Regions from separate parts of the Homo sapiens genome. Here region 1 is linked to region 2. A link is an interaction called in ENCODE POLR2A ChIA-PET data of the cell type or tissue named here. Cell type or tissue: PC-9. All regions are shown on one strand. Each heading gives the region's core, and the rest is flanking DNA. Links, peaks and the distances in the headings are about the cores only.

Region 1 (5,384 bases), core at 217-5,216, 170 kb after region 2:
CACTGAAGAAATACTGTTTGGAAAGAATGACTAGGTAGATTCATTTAAAATTCATTATGAGAATTTCTTCTGTCAACTTATGTCATTGCCAGTGAAAATTCATTTTAGAGTTCGATCTTTAAGATGTCTGAGAAATTATCTTCTTAACTTTTTTTTTTTCTTAAGAGCCTGAGAAATTGGTGCATCATATTCTCCAGGATATGTACAAAACCAAGAAAAAGAAGACTCGAGTTATTTTGCGAATGTTACCCATCTCAGGCACATGCAAGGCTTTTTTAGAAGATATGAAAAAATATGCAGAAACATTTTTGGAACCCTGGTTTAAAGCTCCAAACAAAGGGACATTTCAGATTGTGTACAAATCTCGAAATAACAGTCATGTGAATAGAGAAGAAGTTATCAGAGAATTGGCAGGTATGTTTCTCTTAGTGATTTTCCATAGGCATTCAATGGTAAATACTTGTTTTTTAAGGATTTTTTTCTTTTTAAAGATTTAAGGCTTACATTTTTGAGTGTAGAACAAATATATTAAAATGTTCTTAAAATAGTATTAAATCAACTGATTTCAATATGTCGGATATGAGATTTTCTGGTAGTTAGATAAAAGTCTTTTTTAACTCGAAATTGAATTTTGTTTGGAAAAAAATTCTTATTAAATGTTGTAGGGTTTCATTTGTGTTTATTTATTGTAAGGGTTCAGATTATTTGAAGTCCACATAGAAGAGTGGATTACTGTATGTCTTGTTTTAACAAGAAACAGAGACAAAAGATTTTTTGTATCTATCAGATGTAATGGTATCCTCCTCAGCTATGTGTTTTTCTGTTTTTGTTACAGGAATAGTGTGCACCCTCAATTCAGAAAATAAAGTGGATCTCACCAATCCACAGTACACAGTGGTAGTAGAAATCATCAAAGCTGTCTGTTGCCTGAGTGTTGTGAAAGATTACATGTTGTTTAGAAAATACAATCTCCAGGAGGTGGTGAAGAGCCCTAAGGATCCGTCACAGCTTAACTCAAAGCAGGGAAATGGGAAAGAAGCTAAACTGGAATCTGCGGACAAATCAGACCAAAACAACACAGCAGAAGGAAAAAATAACCAGCAGGTACCAGAGAATACTGAGGAGCTGGGGCAGACAAAACCAACGTCTAATCCACAGGTGGTAAATGAGGGAGGAGCCAAACCTGAACTTGCAAGTCAAGCCACAGAAGGATCCAAGTCAAATGAAAATGACTTCTCATAGGAAGTCATTTGGTGTTGGAGGTGGGTTTCTCACCTGGGGCTCTACGAGATGTTGCTGGGGCTCCACCTTAAATTGTGACTAAAAACAGTTTTTTATTTGTGTGCTGCATTATGCTGTTCTCACAGTAGTGAGCAATGATTGCGCAGCCCTGTTAACAGTTTTTTTAGGGATCTTTCAGCCTTTATGGTATTACGTAGAGGCAGACCCATGTGCTGCTGTTGCAAAGAGGGGAGGATAGGAGGGGGATGTTGGCCTCTCCCAGGCTCCTCTTCTGCAGTGCCAGCTGACTTAAGGGAGTGAACTACCTGTGAAGTAGAAAATCAGAGGGAAGTTTTCATTCTAAGGAAGGAGTTTTTACATGCCACAGCTCAGCTGTCTGCCTGCCACTTTGTTGTAAACATTGCAAAAATGTGGATCATGTAGGTTAGAAGTGAATTGTTTAGTGAAGTTTTTGTACTTTTGTGATTTTCTTGTTTATGTCTGTTTTTTTTTTTTTTTTTTAACATTTGTGTGTAATATAGCTGACAGTCCAGTGTCGCAATTTTGGAAGGCAAGATGTGAGAGAGACGAGAACCATTTTAGGCATAGAACTACAGACATTTCTGAAAAGGTTGGTGATGAAGAACTTCAGTCTTCTGAGTATACTTCAGTATACTAGTGCAACAAGGGACACAAAGAAATTCTGTCTTAATAAAGAAAGCTACTTCTCAAGGGTATTATGTGGACTCAGTCCAAGCTCTCCTGTCCCATTGTGCATTGTCTGTGACATGCAACTTACAAAACTAGCAATTGTAACAATAAATCACAGCCACTTGACAAGAAAGGATATTCATTATTTTCAAATGGCTTTTGGACTATCAAAAACAGTAAGGCTTTTGTTCAGAAATCACCTTTAGTCAAAAGGTTTAAGAAGCAAATTATTTAGTAGCAGAACTTATCTCAGGAAAGGAAAATATGCATGGTTGGTGAGAATCTAATAACATTAAAATGCTGGGGCAAGATGCAGTACAAAGTTGAAGAGACTTTATTCTCAATAAGTTGATTTACTGATGATATGTCATATGATGCAAAAAAGGTTTTGTGTCATTAACTGAAAAGTAGCAGCTTCTCTATCCAGGATGATGAGTCAACAGGTTTCACTAATATTTGTCATGCTGTAGCATTTGTAAGATTTGTAAATGATGAAATTCAAAGAAAACTTTTTCTATTGCTAGGAGCCTGCCAGAACAAAGGCCAATATATAATGTTGTGACATCATATCTGATAACCAGAGGTCTGGTATCTACACTCCTGGTGCCCCATCAGTGGTTGTCTCCATAAGTCATTTTGCGTTATTAAAAAAAAAAAAAGAAATCCTGATGTTGACATTATAGCACACTGCTTTCTCCACAGAGATGCTGATATCAAAAACTTGAAGATACAGTGAAGTTCTGAATAATGTTACAAAACTGGTTACCTGTATCAAAGACCCATTTATGCAAAAATGTTAAAAAAAAAAAAAAACACCCAAAACAAAAACCTGGACAGACAGCACATAAACCTCCTGCACCATACAGACATCCAGTGGCTTCTCAGAGGAAGCGTTCTCTACAGGATATTTGAATTGAAAGGTGAATTGCCAGAGTACTTACAATAAAACAGCCAGCTTTTGCTGAGTGCTTTGGAAATGAAAAATGACTACAGAAAGTAGCCTATTTTGCAGACGTTTTTCATCACATGAACAAATGGACAAGTCTCTGAAAGGTTCTGGGGAAAAAAATTTTTCTTAAAGCGACAAGACTCTTAGATCTAAAAGGAAACTGACTTGCCACCTTGCCAGAGGAATTCTTGAAATGTTTCTGCAGCCACTTGGCCTTGAAAATAAAGGGTGCAACTCTCAAATCTTGTTCTAACCCGGCTGGAGGAACCACAAGACCCAATGAAATAGCATTTTCTCTCCTTTTCCCAGCACTAGTATATAACCTATGAGGAACCCTTGTCTCTGAATCTGCTCAGCTTGAAATTTTGTCTCTGAAGGAAGAGAATGAACTCAGCCCTAGTCTGACAGTCCTAGATTTCTGTGAAATAAGAGTATTCTTCAACTTAGTGCTCACACTCACATACCATGAGGGTTCTCTGCAGGGGTTTAGGGGTTTCCTGAATTTGAAAGTTTTTTCAAGGCCTCTTTTTGGGTAAAACAATTGAAAAGGCAGACACCAACAAAGTCTGCAAAATTAACTGTCCAGATTAAGAATATTAAGGAGCTGTAAAATTAGCTTGTAGAAATGGACTTATCCTTAAGTTTTAAAAAGTTAGGAAATCCTAAAAATGTTAGGCTTCCTGCACAAGTGGCTATGTTCATTTAATGGCTAGTGAACATGGGAATGTATTTTTATCCTCCTAGCTGGTGGTTCTGTTTGGTAAACCAGACTAGAATGATTTGAGAGGGGCAAAGAGAATAGGCAGGACCTTCCTTCTATAGCTTTACATATTTAGAATGTTAATACTTAATGACATTGAAGTTACCTTGCAATGATTGATAAGAGGATTATTAATATCAGTTAGGGGAATAGGGAGGATAGGATTTTGGTGCCTTCTTCAGCAGACTTGCTCCAAGACAAAGATTCTATTTTGATAGTGCAAGACAAAAGGACTCGGAAGAAAATTGGCCATATGCCTACAGAGCATACAACTCTGTGGAACTAAATTGTTTTTACTTTGTGAAAGCTGCTATTTTACGGAAAGATTTTGATTATACAGTTTGTTTTTAAATTGTCTTTTATATTTATTTGTATTTGGTAAGAATCGGTTGTTACACAAGCTGTTCTTTCCCAGTTACAAAATCCTGTGTTCGGTTGTAACCTGAACTCATTAAAAGACTTGTTTTCAGGTTTATCAACTGTTTATTTTCACTGACATTTGAGCATGTTATTTTATAAATGACGGGATTCCAGGGTAGGAAGTGCTTTTTATTCCCCTTTTGTTTTTTCTTTTAAAAAATTACGTCAGTTAAAAAAATAAAAAAACTGCAGTCTTATGGTTTAGAAAACTTGTTTAGCTCCATAGAGGAAAGAATGTTAAACTTTGTATTTTAAAACATGATTCTCTGAGGTTAAACTTGGTTTTCAAATGTTATTTTTACTTGTATTTTGCTTTTGGTACGGCCAGAAATCGAGCTTGTTTTTTCATAGTTCCTGATATTTTCAGAAAAATCAAAATAAATTTGTTCCCTAAAAATTGGTGTTCTAATATTTTTTCTTTCTTTCTGACTCTTAGTAAATCTCTTGCTTTATAGTATATATATATCATAAAATATGTTTATATGTCAAATTATAAAATGCCATGGACATGAGCCTAAAAAACATTAAAAAATTATTACCCTTGAATAATTAATACTTCTAAATCCAAGTTTCAGATATTTTACAGTTAATTTGCTTCAAAATGAGCCATAGTAATACAGTACTTACTTTCATTAAATTCACTTACTGATTTTTGAATTATTTATACTCATTTTAACAGTATTTTAATATATTGAAGTTTGGTCTCATAAAGTTGTTAAGTAGAAGAAATTGTCTTGAACATTTAGGATATATCTTTATTTTGAATTAATCAGGCACAAGATAGATGAAATACAGATTCATTGTGCACTTTCTTTTTCTAAGTAATCATTTGACTCCTGCAATTTTAAACACTAGAAACCATCATTACCTTTGTCAGTTTGGTTATTGAAACAATTTTCATCCATATATTTTTAGACTTTTATTTACTTTTTAATTTTTTAGCTAAGTAGAAAACAAAAACTTAAACCAGGAAGGATCTTAAACATTTTAAGAGAGTAGTCACTGAATTATCAGGAACAAATCGAGAAAGCAATCATATTACTACTTAACCCTTCAGCTTTTTTATCAAGCTATGTTCGTCCCTATTCTTGGTCTCTTAAAACGTGTTTGATTCTCCCAATGATTGTCTTTGGGAGTTCTTGAACAAATTCCACCTAATTGACGGAAAAACGTTATGAGACATTTGATTCCGTTTTTCCAATTGTCAGTGCAATAGGAGAGAGCTTGCATGAAACTCTGAGACTGAATTTTAAAGTCTAGATTATCTTAGCCTAAGCTTATTGAATCTCATAGACACCAGAAACTGTTCTGTTTGTACAGGAA
Region 2 (5,384 bases), core at 165-5,164:
CTACTTGCTATTAAGCTTTTCCAAAGCAACCTTTTCCTTGCTTCTATCATGGCCAGCAGATAGTTCTGCATTTCTTTCACTCTGTTTTTTCTTCTCTGAGTCTGAATTCCTGAAGGGCAGGGATTGTATCTTGTTCATTACAGTAAGAAAAATATTAAAAGTTACATTTGCTTTGCATTTACTGTGTGCCAGATAATTTGCTAGGTACTCTATATATGCAGATACTACCATTATCCCCATTTTACAAAGGAGGAACCTGATGCAGAGACTAAGTAACTTGTCCAAGGTCACACAGCTAACAATAGGCAGGGCTAGGATTCAAACTCAGCTGGTCTGAAGTCAGAGCCCATGCTTTTAATCACGAAATACACTGTTCAATCTCAATAAATGTTGAATGTCTGTTGATTGCTTTAAAGAGCTTAGCTAGTTGTGACAAAGGGAACTAAATAATTCTAGTCCCTTTCTATACAAAGAGCAAAGGAAGCAATTTTTTTGCACATTGATGTGAATTCCAATAGCCTTCCCCATTTGCCACCTGCCCCTGCTCCTAACCTGCAACCGCCCTTTTTAATTATGTTACACACCAGCATGCTCTAAGCAGGCTGGGCACATGGCTGCACCGCTTTGCTCTTCCATTCCCCGTGGCAACCCTGTCCCCTCTGACTCCAATGGAGCCAACATAAAAGCCACCAGTGCAGGGGCTCACTACAGTGCTACTACCTGGTAGGCCTTACTCTTCCCTTCCAAGGATCCATCCATCCATCCACTCACTCAACATTTATTGAAGGTCCACCATGTGCCAGACACCTGCCGTTTCTGGGGATACAGTGATAAATAAGCAGCCATGGTCCCTACCCTCCTTGAGCTTATATTCTAGTGGCATAGGCAGATGATGTACAAGAACAAGAATTTCAGACAGTCATATGTGCTCTGAAGAGTAATAAGATACAAATGACCAGAGGTGGGGGTTATTTTCTGGGTGGTCAGTGACATTTGAGCTGAGTCCTGAATGGTGTGATGGAACCTAATAACGGACCCAGGTAAGGGGAAGCTGGTGCAAGTAGAGGGAACAACAGGAGCAAAGGATGTGACGTGGGAATCGACTTCAAAGATGAACATGAGGCAGGGCATGGTGGCTCATGCCTGTAATCCCAGCACTTTGGGAGGCTGAGGTGGGAGGATTGCTTGAACCCAAGAGTTTGAGACCAGCCTGGGCAACACGGGGAGATCCCATCTCCATTGAAAAATAAAAACATTAGCCAGGCATGGTGGCTCATGCCTATAAGCCCAACACTTTCAGAGGCTGAGGTGGGAGGATCCCTTGAGCCCAGGTGATAAAGGCTGCAGTGAGCTATGATCACGCCACTGCACTCAAGCCTGGGCAACAGAGTCAGACTCTATCTCAAAAAATGAAAATAAAAAAGATGAACATGAATGCAACAAGAGCCTTTGGGAAAGGGGCCACAGGTCCACAGAATCCAGCACAGGTTGGGGGTAGGCCTTGGAAAGGCACTTTGTTTCTGGTCTTAAGCGCAAAAGACACTGGTAGATTTTATGCAAGCTGGAGTAACACGGTCTGATTTATATCTTTTTAAATACACTGTATATCAAACTACTGTATATCATAACTACTTATAATTCCAACACTTGTACAGATGGTGAAACAAGATCTTGCCTAATGCCCCTAATTAGTTGACAGGAGTCAGGGTCAAGAGCCAAAAAAGCTGGATGATCATTTTCCTGACTGACCACAAGCTTTTCTATTTTGGAGTCAGTAATGGGGACTCATAATGGGCAGCGATCAGTCTAAAAAACAAAAACAAAAACCAAACACCAAACACCCACCCACTCTGCCACTCACTGTCCAAAGTGCAGTGAGAGGGTCTGGGGAGGTTCCAAGAACTTACTGTACAAGGCATACCCAGACACTTGGTGTTTCTACAGGAGGACTATGGAAAGATCTGCTGGTATGAGGGGCCTCATCCACTGTGCCCTTTTACCCCACCTCTGGAACAGTTCCTCTGCCTTTGGAAAGACCATTGCAGCATGAACACTTAGGAATTTAAGAGCAGAGATGAAAATTCCCTTTCCCCAGCTGAGATTTATAGAAGTATGACTCTGGTCTCAGGAATGTCCAAATTCCAAATGCTGGACTCTCATGAGGCTTTGCCTTCTAAAGAAAATGTGTTGCAGTACAAATAAGAAATGGGACAAAGGCAAGAGGAATTTACCCTGATTTTCAAGCCCCAGGAAGTTAAACACCCCTTTCCATTTATTTCAGGAAAGACCTACCCCTAGGTGGAATTTTTTCCCTCATCAGAACTCATGACCGTAGTATAGTCAAATTTCTCTCCCAAGTACTTTATGATTTTTTAGCAAGGAGGGGGAATCATAAACTCCACCCAAATGAGATCATGGTCTTCTGTATGTGCAATGTCCCTCTTTTTGCCATAGGAAGCCTCTCTACTTCATACAACTGAAATACCCTTTCTTTGCCTATTTGCTGCTTCCACCTTTTGACTTCCATCACTTCTGGACGGGTGCCCTTTTCACACTGGGGCTGGGTCAGTGTCCCGGCTATGTGCACTCCTGGCACCTCTGGCATACCCCTGTCATAATGTTCATCCTACTCTATCATAATTTTGCATGACTTACCTTTCTTTTTCCACCATGTGTGTGTTGCAGGGAGTAGGAGGTGGGGAGAGCAGGGGGAGATTTGGGACTGTCTTGTACATTACATGCCTAGGCTGGCACATAGTTGGAACATGACAAATATGTATTAGAAGAATAAATTTACACACACAGAATGGTCATTGATAACGTATGTTCTCATCCTGAGATACACACGATGGTATCTGGACAAGCTTCCCAACTGATGATCCCAGAGCATTGAAGGGTTAAATACTAATTAACCCTTACTAGGATGCTTTCAAGAGCAGTGTGTGTCAGGATAAAGAACTGGAGACTCAGTGTTACTTGGGGAGGAATCCTCATCAGTTTCATCCAGAACAGCGTAAGAGACACAGCTATGATGTAACCCTCACTCTTAAGTTTTCTTAAGGCTGGTTAGGGTTTGTCCACTGGACTGAAATACCTTATAATATTTCCATGAAGTTTAGAACCAAACATAGAAGAATGGGGTTCTGATACTTTTTTCCTGAAAAAATCCTTTTGGGGAATAAGGTCCACTATACTCAATGATCATGGGTTAAAATCAATCTAGAAAACTGTGACTTAAAACTATCATTTGGAAAACCTCTACAGAATTGAAATGCTCTTGCTAATGTCAGAGCAACCAGATGTTCTTGCCCTGTATAGCAGAGTAGGGAATGTCTGTCCCATTTGTAAGGAATAGCAGATATAATACAAAATAAATGAACATTTATTTTGGGCTCTGGGCGGACAAGGCTGGGTTTGAATCTTGACTTTACCCCATTGGGCAAATTATTAACTGCCTGAGACTTGGTTTCTTAGAATGTACAATGGGGTAATAGCAGAACCCCTTTCAGAGTCGTAAGGATTATTCATGAAATAATCCATGTAACATCACTTAGCACTGAGAGTTAACAAAGGCAAATGTTACCTGAATAGGAGGAAACAGAGGAAGAACAACGAGGTCTCTTTTATCTATGCTAAGCTTTGTCTGAATAGGAGAGAAATGTGTGGCCTGTTGGTGAATTTATTGCTTTGTGGTAGTAATGGATTTTCCTAAAGCTGTTTCCCTCTGATCATTAATAATCCCTGTACAGCAAAGGACTATTGTTCTTTGGTATGAGTAAATAACCCTGTTGGAAGCACCGCTTATCTTCAGACCACAGCGCATACTTCTTACTGGAAATATAATGCAGGTGCCAACACCAAAGGCATGACCAGGCTTCCCTTCCTATTTTTCTTCCTTTATCTCTTACTCCTTGTTTATCCCTCAGGGCACTTTTCTCTTAGATCTGTTATACTCCCTCCTTTTTGGTGTACACCCATATTCTTACCCCAATCCAATAACCTTTAAGTGAAATTGTTCTCCATACATTTCTGGTCCCATATCCTCCTATCAATTAAACACACACACACACACACACACACACACACACACAACCACAGACTTATTTCCTGTTTCAGATTCAGTTTTTGGTTACTAGAATCCAAAAAGGGAAGTGTAATGCCTCACATGCCACACACTGTTTTGCAAATTTCAGGATATGCTTGTGTGGTATACTTAATCATACCGCAGCTATTTTATGAAACAGCATCTTTTTACACAGAAAATGATAAGAATATGGTCTGTCAGCAATAGGGGGCAGGGAGGAGAGGGTGGATGGCATTTTTATTTTACCTAAGGGAAAATAATTTAGTTTAGGCCCTGTAATATGGGAAGTTTTTAGAACACGGGGCCAAAACAAAAAATGTCTGAAAGACTTCTAAAATGTCTATCCCAAACAAGATCACAGGAGGCAAGCACACCCATTCTAAATATATCATACCAGCACCGGAGCGCACACAAGATTATATTTGTACAGGGGAACTCCAATCAGGCTACTGTAACCAAGATAACAACCAATAGATATACAGCTATTTTTCCCATCAGGGATAGAAGTTCTAAATGAAAAGTTATGGGCCCCTCAATTCAAAAGAAATGGAAGTATGTTTCCTTATTAGCATATTTTAACAGGCAAAGAAAAGGTACGGGTCAGTCAGAGGTGGTGAAAAAGCAGTCACCAGTTACTAGTAGTAGAAGGCAGTGGAAGAGATGTGGTGGGGGGGCTGGAATTGAAGGCCAATGCTAAAGATCATTCATTCATTCATTCATTCATTCATTCATAACTCCCCAGCCAGGATCTTTCACCCTTCATATCAAATCGAAAAGTCTGAGAACACAAGACACTGACTTAAGTTCTTGCTTTGTTATAGTTTTCTGAGGAACTGGATTAGGAAACTGACCAAAGAGCTTTGCATGCCACACTAGATACAGTTGGGGCTTTCTAGCACCTGACCCTTGATCCAACTCTCTGATAAATAACCACATTCTGTGCAGGGGTCCAGGCCTTCAGGACAGCTTCCTCCACCATCAAATAACTACTGAATGCGCAACTTTCCCATCTGCAGAGGCACCAGAGCTCCTCAGTAGGCTAAGTCCCTTGAGTTTCACATGCGGAGAATGACTAGCCTACATAGTACCCTCGAGTTCCTCCAGTCCAATGCTGACCAAGATAACTTTCTGTGAAGGAAAGGTTCTATCTGCTCTGTCCAATAGGACACACACCTGTCACAGGTAGCTACTGGCACTTGAAACATACTGTGTTGGAGGAACTGAATTTTTATTTAAATAGTCACATGTGGTCAGTGGCTACACAGGGATAGCACAGCCCTAGACCAAGAATTGCAAATCA

The links. Peaks named below come from ENCODE experiments on the same cell type or tissue, not always from the same donor. Only the 100,000 strongest peaks of a DNase experiment are listed, where the experiment ranks them.
Region 1: POLR2A ChIA-PET joins it to region 2 with 6 read pairs; 6 of 35 experiments call an interaction of 5 or more read pairs at or near these places.

What each region holds. Positions count from the first base shown.
Region 1 is chr16:20,732,738-20,738,121 of GRCh38, reverse strand. THUMPD1 (THUMP domain 1 NAT10 acetyltransferase adaptor) reads left to right here. Exons shown (of 4, transcript NM_017736.5): 3 at 166-414; 4 at 836-4,458. The coding sequence ends at 1,242. It also overlaps a transcript of ACSM3 not described here and the pseudogene LOC100887080. Among named protein-coding and RNA genes, the nearest start is that of THUMPD1, 6.4 kb to the left of the region's middle. In PC-9, for the core only: no CTCF peak of the experiment used is centred there; no DNase peak of the experiment used is centred there.
Region 2 is chr16:20,903,399-20,908,782 of GRCh38, reverse strand. All of the region lies in intron 1 of LYRM1 (LYR motif containing 1), which reads right to left. Among named protein-coding and RNA genes, the nearest start is that of LYRM1, 5.3 kb to the right of the region's middle. In PC-9, for the core only: no CTCF peak of the experiment used is centred there; DNase peaks (open chromatin) are centred at 2,142 and 3,842; H3K4me3 peaks cover 2,016 bases; H3K27ac peaks cover 5,000 bases.